Linked DNA regions of Homo sapiens: region 1 is linked to region 2. A link is an interaction called in ENCODE POLR2A ChIA-PET data of the cell type or tissue named here. Cell type or tissue: Caco-2. All regions are shown on one strand. Region 1 has its middle 6.8 kb from the start of FAM89A. Region 2 overlaps TTC13 (tetratricopeptide repeat domain 13).

Evidence for each region. ChIA-PET counts read pairs that join two places held together with the same protein. Peaks named below come from ENCODE experiments on the same cell type or tissue, not always from the same donor. Only the 100,000 strongest peaks of a DNase experiment are listed, where the experiment ranks them.
Region 1: POLR2A ChIA-PET joins it to region 2 with 5 read pairs; 2 of 35 experiments call an interaction of 5 or more read pairs at or near these places.

Annotation. Positions count from the first base shown.
Region 1 is chr1:231,045,014-231,049,013 of GRCh38, reverse strand. No RefSeq gene overlaps it. Among named protein-coding and RNA genes, the nearest start is that of FAM89A, 6.8 kb to the right of the region's middle. RefSeq lists a cis regulatory region at 1,871-2,159. In Caco-2, no CTCF peak of the experiment used is centred here; no DNase peak of the experiment used is centred here.
Region 2 is chr1:230,936,519-230,940,518 of GRCh38, reverse strand. TTC13 (tetratricopeptide repeat domain 13) reads left to right here. Exons shown (of 23, transcript NM_024525.5): 7 at 1-79; 8 at 1,023-1,133. Among named protein-coding and RNA genes, the nearest start is that of TTC13, 40 kb to the left of the region's middle. RefSeq lists a silencer at 3,310-3,510. In Caco-2, no CTCF peak of the experiment used is centred here; a DNase peak (open chromatin) is centred at 1,528.

The sequences.
Region 1 (4,000 bases), 110 kb before region 2:
ATTTGAGCTGTAGAAGGGACATCTTGGAGGAATTCTCTAGGAAAAAATAGCCATTGGAATGAGCTCAGGGAGAAATGCTCACCCAGGGTTCCGTCGAGTTATGTGAGATAGATATATATATATATATAATTTTTTTTTTTTTTTGAGATAGAGTTTTGCTTTGTCGCCCAGGATGGAGTGCAGTGGCACAATCTTGGCTCACTGCAACCTCTGCCTCCTGGGTTCAAGCAATTCTTGTGCGTCAACTTCCTAAATAGCTGAGATTACAGGCACCTGCCACCACAACGGCTGATTTTTTGTATTCTGGTAGAGACGGCATTTCACCATGTTGCCCAGGCTGGTCTCAAACTCCTGAGCTCTGGCAATCTGCCGTCTCAGCCTTCCAGAGTGCTAGATTACAGGCGTGAGCCACTGCACCTGGCCTATGTGGCATATTTTGACTAAGTAAGGACTTTTGTGGAGATGAAGAGAGGTAACACATGTAAAAGTGCTTTTTTTTTTTTTTTGAGATGGAGTCTCTCTCTGTTGCCCAGGCTGGACTGCAGTGGCGCGATCTCGGCTCATTGCAAGCTCCACCTCCTGGGTTCACGCCATTCTCCTGCCTCAGCCTCCTGAGTAGCTGGGACTACAGGTGCCCACACCATGCCTGGCTAATTTTTTGTATTTTTAGTAGAGATGGGGTTTCACTGTGTTAGCCAGGATGGTCTCAATCTCCTGACCTCATGATCCACCTGCCTCGGCCTCCCAAAGTGCTGGGATTACAGGTGTGAGCCACTGTGCCCGGGTGTAAAAGTGTTATTAAAATTGGAAGCCACCACAGAGAAAAATGATTCCTAAAAATAAAGAAGGCTTGACATTTTAATGGCAGGCTTCACTGAGTGTGACCCCCCGCCCCACACAATCATTTCCGATGTTTAGGCAGAGTACCCCATTGACAAAAATAATTACTCTCTTTCTAAAAGGGTTTCATTTACTGTCTCAGAGTCACTTATTTACATCTTTAAGCCTGGGTTATTGCCTGGCACAAAGTAGATTAAAGAGGAAGGAAGGAGGCCGTTGTGATGTCTCATGTCTGTAATCCTAGCACTTTGGGAGGCCAAGGCAGGAGGATCCCTTGAGCCCAGAAGTTCAAAACTATAGTGAGCTATGATTACACTCCTGCACTCCAGCTTGGGTGACAGAGCAAGACTCTGTCTCTAAAAAGTAAAATAAAGAATAAAGTGGAAGGAAGGAAGGAAGGAAGGAAAAAGAAAGAAAGGAAAAGAAAAGGAAAGAAAGAAAAGAAAGAAAGGAAGAAAGAGAGAGAGAAAGAAAGAGGAGAGGGAGAAAGGGAGAAAGAAGGAAAGAGGGTGGAAAGAAAGGAGGGAAGGAAGGGGCTGGAGGTAGGAAAGGAGGGAGAATAGAAAGGAAAGGAGAGAGGAGGAAGGAAGAAAGGAGGGAAGGAAGGGGCTGGAGGTAGGAAAGGAGGGAGAATAGAAAGGAAAGGAGAGAGGAGGAAGGAAGAAAGGAGGGAAGGAAGGGGCTGGAGGTAGGAAAGGAGGGAGAATAGAAAGGAAAGGAGAGAGGAGGAAGGAAGAAAGGAGGGAAGGAAGGGGCTGGAGGTAGGAAAGGAGGGAGAATAGAAAGGAAAGGAGAGAGGAGGAAGGAAGAAAGGAGGGAAGGAGGAGGAAGGGGAAAGAGGAGGGAAAGGAGGAAGGGAAAGGAGAGAGAAAAGAAGGAAGGAGTGGAAGAAAAGGAGGAGGAAATGAAGGGAGGAAGGAGGGAAGGAGCAAGGGAAGGAAGGAAAAACGGAAGTGAGGGAGGAAGGGGTTATGGAGGGAAGGAGGGAGAGTGAAATAAATGGGTGCTATCAGTCCAGGTATTTTTTTCCTTCTCATTACACCTTTTTAATCCCACCAGCTTGCCTGTCTATTCCATAGTCTCCTTTTGCCTCGATTTTTCACATATGCTACTTTAATTCTCTACCCCACTTTCCCATCTCCTCATCCACTATATTTGGCTACTGTTGAAAACCCTTAAGTTGCTTGTTCTTATCTCCCAAGGGCAAGCTATTGCCTCTCTAAGCCTCCACAGCTAAGTGCTTCACCTTGCACTTGAGAAAATCAAACTCCTGGGAGATCCTTCCCAAATGTTTTCTAGGTTTCTGCACTTCCTTTGACTGCATTTCTTTTTTTCCTTCCTCCTTTCTTCCTTTCTTTTTTCCTTCCTTCTGTCTTCCTTTTTTTTTTTTTTTGAGACAGAGTCTTGTACTGCCCAGGCTGGAGTGCAGTGGTGTGATCATGGTTCACTGCAGCCTTGACTGCCTGGGCTCAAATGATCCTCCTGCCTCAACCTCCCAAGTAGCTGGGACTATAGGTGTGTAGCCCATGTATCCCATGTTCAGCTAATTTTTTATTTTTTTGTAGAGGCAGAATCTCACTATGTTGCCCAGGCTGGTCTCCAACTCCTGGGCTTAAGCAATCCTCCCGCCTTGGCCTTTCAGAGTAAGGGAGGAGATCACCCCTCATATTGTCTTATGCCCAATTTCTGCCTCCAAAGAAAGAAGAAATAAAAACTAAAAGGCAGAAATGAAATCCACAGGCAGATAGCCCGGTGTGTGCTCTGGGCCTGGTAGTTAAAAATCAACCCCTGACCTAACTGCTTGTGTTATCTATAGATTCCAGACATTGTGTGGAAGAGCATTGTGAAAACCCTGTCGTGTTCTGTTCCGTTCTAATTACCAGTGCGTGCAGCCCCCTGCTTGCTCAATCGATCTCAACCCTCTCACGCAGACCCCCTTAGAGTTGTAAGCCCTTAAAAGGGACAGGAATTGCTCACTCGTGGAGCTTGGCTTTTGAGAAACAAGTCTGCTGAAGCTCCTGGCTGAATAAAGCTCCTTCCTTCTTTAACCCGGTGTCTGATGAGTTTTGTCTGCAGCTTGTCCTGCTACAAGAGTGGTGGGATTATACGTGTGAACCACCATGTAATATTGCCTGGCTCACTCTTTCTGTCTTTCTTTCTTCCTTCCCTTCCTCCCTCCCTCCCTCTTCTCTCTTTCTTTCCCTCTTTCTTTCTTTCTTTCTTTCCCTCTTTCTTTCTTTCTTTCTTTCTTTCTTTCTTTCTTTCTTTCTTTCTTTCTTTCTTTCTTTCTTTCTTTCTTTTTCTTTCTTGTTTTCTTTCTTTCTCTCTCTCCCTCTTTCTTTCTTTTTCCTTCTTTCCTTCCTTCCCTCCCTCCCTCATTCCTGAATGACAGTGTTTCTACATACTGCTTGAGGAACGGACTCCCCTGTCCTGTCTTCCGTTTCCAGTGTTTTGGCTATCCCCTAGAAATGCAGACTTTGTTTCAGCCTTTGCACAAACAGTTACATGGATTCTGCCTTTGGTATCTTCCCAGTAAGAAGTCAATGGCCTGTGGCAAGGCTCTATTGTTTATTAGCTGAGCAAACTTGGGCAATACAACTACCTTTTATCAGCCCTTTATTCCTCATTGTCAGGTAGAACTCTGAGTCATACTCATCCCCCAGTGGTTGTTTGGATCAAATGAGAAAGCTCTTTATAAAGTATCAAGAGCTGATGATTTCTATTTCCTGTCTCTGAATTACCACCTAAATCAGGCCAGGTTGCCTCTCAATTCAAAGTTGCATTCACCTATTAACTATTCTCCCTCCCTCTAGTGTTCACTCATATACAGCCTATTAGACATGAAAGTGCCAGAATGATCTTTCTAATGCTCTGATTATTTTAAAATATAACCTCTCATTGCCTGTAAAATAGAGTCCAAACTTCATAGCATGGAATTCAAAACTCTCCCCAATCTGAGGTCAAAGCCACTGTTCCAGCCTAGCTTCCAACCAACCAGGAGTCTACCCACTCTCCCTGGTCTGTCTTCACTTTCTGAAAGTCTGCTTACCCTTCAAGCCTACTTTAAGTGAACAGTTTTCTGTTATACATGTTCTGAACTCCATAATGAATCCTGCCCTGCTGGGACTGCCACAGTGTTTGAACTGTACTTCTATCATGA
Region 2 (4,000 bases):
TGACCTCACTAAAGCTATCCAACTGCAGCCCTCAGCACGGCTGTACAGACATCGGGGAACCCTGTACTTCATATCAGAGGTGACTGGTTTTTGTCTTGAAGTATTTTTATGATGATGAAGATTTCATTTTTCCCTTGACCTCAGAAAGTGACTCTTTGATAGATTTGGGCTTTGACTGTTTAGTAATATGTCTGTGTCATAAGAGTTATAAAAGCATTTTCTGTAGCTGAAATTAAACCCAGTGGAGAACATTAAGTACTAAAAACATTTTCTTGTTTGAGCTGTCAGCAATAACTAATTCTGGACTGGCATTTAAAAAAAGAGAGAGAAAGATAAATTTAGTTTGTGGATTGTATGTCAATCTTTCTCGCAAATGTCCTCATAGGGAAGCAGGTGTGCATGTTGTCAATGTGATTATTAAACTTAGCGGTACAATTTGAATTTCTTTGGGTTTCACAGCCCAAGAAACACACCCTGAACTAGCATGGCTTTCCAGACTGTAGCTTCTCTATGTAAGTGACCCAAGCCTGACAAGGTTGTCTTTTATCATCAGAGTGGCATTTATGATTGCCACAATTATTTCTGTGGCTTATAGTACTTTAAATAACAATTTTCTGTGCCAAAGAAAATATATTAAAAGAGTCTCAGCATAACACATTTTAATGTTAATCTGTGGCATAATTATTCTGGGAATATCCAGTATGATAAAATGCTAGTACCAGAAATTTCTCTAACAGATTATTACCATAATACTATTTGAGATAAATTTTTTTGTAGTTGAGACAGAGTGCTTAAATTAAACCTTTGTTTTTCTCACAATCGCTTTTCTTAAAAAACTCCCAACTGTTTGAATGAGTAGTATAAGCACTTAACCAATATATAGTGTCATGAAATGTTTCCTTTAAAGCCAAAAAGGGCAGAGGATGAATTGAGATTTTTTTTCTCTACCAGCCAAAAATTAGGAAATGTTCACATATCTAATGAATACTATTTTATTTTTCCCCCCACTCTCCTTTTTGTAGGACTATGCAACAGCCCATGAAGACTTTCAGCAGTCCTTAGAACTGAACAAAAACCAGCCTATAGCTATGCTATACAAAGGTTTAACTTTCTTTCACAGAGGACTTCTGAAGGTGAAAGTGTTGTGCATATGTGTACCATATGATGACTCTGCTTCTCTTTTGTGGGTGGGAGGAATTTCGTTTGATTGATGGCTGGTATTTATTATTTATTGAGCTCCTACTCTTTGATGGGTTCTTGGAGGGAGATACAGAAAGGGAAAGGATCAAAGGTTAATAAGTGGAAGAAATGATACTTTACCTTTATAGAGGATACAGTTTGCAAAGCTTTTTCCACATATAATTTATCATATGGTAAACATACTCAAGAATGTAATATAAACAAAGTGCTTTGAAAATGTAGATAAGAAAGATTCATTGGAACTGCAGAGTTAGAGAAAGTTCCAAAGAACAGGTGGACTTTGTCCTGGAGCTGGAAGACTGAGTAGGATTAGGGGGTGGAGGTGGGAGAAGAAAAGCCCTTCAGGCAGAGAGGAGAGCGTGGGTGATGACTTGGGGAGATGGAAATATGGGCAGTTCACAGAGTGGGAAGTAGTTGGGTATGGTTTAAGGGAGATGAAGCTGGAAGGTCGGTGGAGGGCAGGTCCTTATCCTGGAGTACTGTGCTAAGCATTTTGACTTAAATTTGCAGACCAGAGGATCTATAAATTCTAGGTTGCCAAAATGCATAGATTCCAGCACTGAGACCAAATCTGTAATTTAGGAAGTAGATTCTGACAGTGTGGTGGCTGAGGAGATGAGGGACAGAAGGACTGACTAGGTGACATTGGTTGGGTCTAGGTCAGTGGGCATGAAACTTGACCCAGCTCCTTGAGAGACCACAGGAACAGGTTGGGAGACCCTTCTTTGATTGACTGTATTAGTATTGCTTGAGAACTGCCTGACTGCTGGGCAGAGGAGGTAGAGGGAAACAGGAAAGCTATCTGAACTGACTGAAAGTATGGGCAGAAACGTGGCCTCCAGCCTGGCCCTTCCTCCTGCCTGGGCACTCGATTCCATGTTCCGAGTCTGTGCGGGGAACCCACTGTGAGAAGGCTTGTGACAGGAGCCGGGGGCCTGGAACCTGACGGGGAGCTGCCTCTCTCACCTGGGCCTCCTTAGTGCCGCTCAAGGCCTGGCACACAGTAGGTGCTCTCACACAGGACATATCCAAGCTACCTGATGGAAGACAGACGGGCCTGAGAACGAAACAGAGGCAGCCTGCACAGCCAAAAAGCAATTCATTCTGACAGGAGCCCCAGAAGGTGGTACTTAACAAGAACTTTGAAGGCTGTGAAGAAATTTAGTAATGTGTGGCAGGGATATGTATTCTGCAGAAAGAACAGACATTTTATTATTGAAAGAGGTTTGAGGATCTGACATACATATATTTGGGTTGTGGGGAGAGTGTTTACCTGTGAAAAGGCTGCACATTGCAAATCCTCAGTGTTAAGGGCAGTGCCTGTCACAAAGTAGGTGCTCAATACGTATTAGTGCAATAATGAATTTCAAGGACAGAGCATTGAAGTTGATGTTGAATGGTCTTGGTTTGAGCTCTCGCTCCAAGCTCCATGGGCAATCAGTTTCTCCTTCCATGTCTATAAAGTGGAAACAATTCTACTTTCTGCCTCTTGGAGTGATCGTGAGGATTCAATAAAATACTCTATGTGAAAAGTACTTTGTAAGCTTTAAACAGGAATCAAATATTAATTATTATAGATTATTTTATCTGTGAAAATTTAAAGTTTTACAGATTCTAAAAGAAAACTCCCATCCCACTAAAAACCAAACCAAAAGGAATTTTGCAGATTCTATTTCATAAACCTCACATTCCTTTTGGAAGTATGTGGAGGATACTCCTAATAAAGACCTCTCTCTCCCCTCAGGATTCAGACTGGCAGCCGCAGGCTTTGAGAACAATTTCTTAAAACATGCTTTGAGCAGCTGCCAGATAGACTTGTCCAGTTTATTTTGTATCTGCCCTCTGTTCCTCTCATCTTCTCTGACAGTCACCTTAAATTTTAAAAACTCAGAACTTCGGTACTCTACTCAAATTATATCCCTTGGATATCTCATGGAGGAGAAAAAGATTACAAATACAAAAAATACCAACCTATTTGTATTAAGAGGTTGAAAATATTTTTAAAAGTAAACAAATGCAAACGGTTTCACTTTTAACATTGTTACTGTAAAGCCAGGTTTAGGAACATGGATGGGGCTCTTTGGGGTATTTGAAAATGAGAATTTTTCAGAAAAGAGAAACTAACTACAAATTGCACAAGAACTGAAATTCAGTTTGATTTGCTTTAGATCTGCATGATAAGAACCTAGAAACAGTGCTTTCATTTTGAGCATTAAAAGCCCCTCAGCAAACTAGTCCTACCAAGTTATTTGGTACTCTGTCCTTTTCACCATGCTCATAAGCACAGCATCAGCAAGTATAATAGATGGGAACTCTTGCTTTGCATTTTTATAGATCCACTGTCTGAGGAGGTTAGAGTAGTTACTTACTGACTCCTTCATCCCAACGGCATCTCCATGAGGTATAGAAGGAGTGGAGGGTGTCCCTGTTACACAGATTGGAAAACTGAGTCGGTAGTGAAACGGCTGAATTAATAAATGAACTTTGTCTAGGTTTTTCTGTTTCTCTTGTTAACCGCAGAGACAAGTATTAAATGGACCAGTGAGTTTGAGCTATCTTTATATCCTAAAGGTGGTCTCTCTTGGCCAACAGCAATTTAGAAATTAATTGAGTGGGTGATTGCTTATTTACTATATGATGTAATACGTTAGAAGTATATTAGGCAATATTACATTACAAATTTTACAACTATCTAATCCAGGGGTTATATCAGGCATTTTGGATCTTCCCAGGGAAACAACAAAAACTTTTCTATTGAATTCCATTGTTTTATCTATGTTGTAAGGATATTTCACAAACC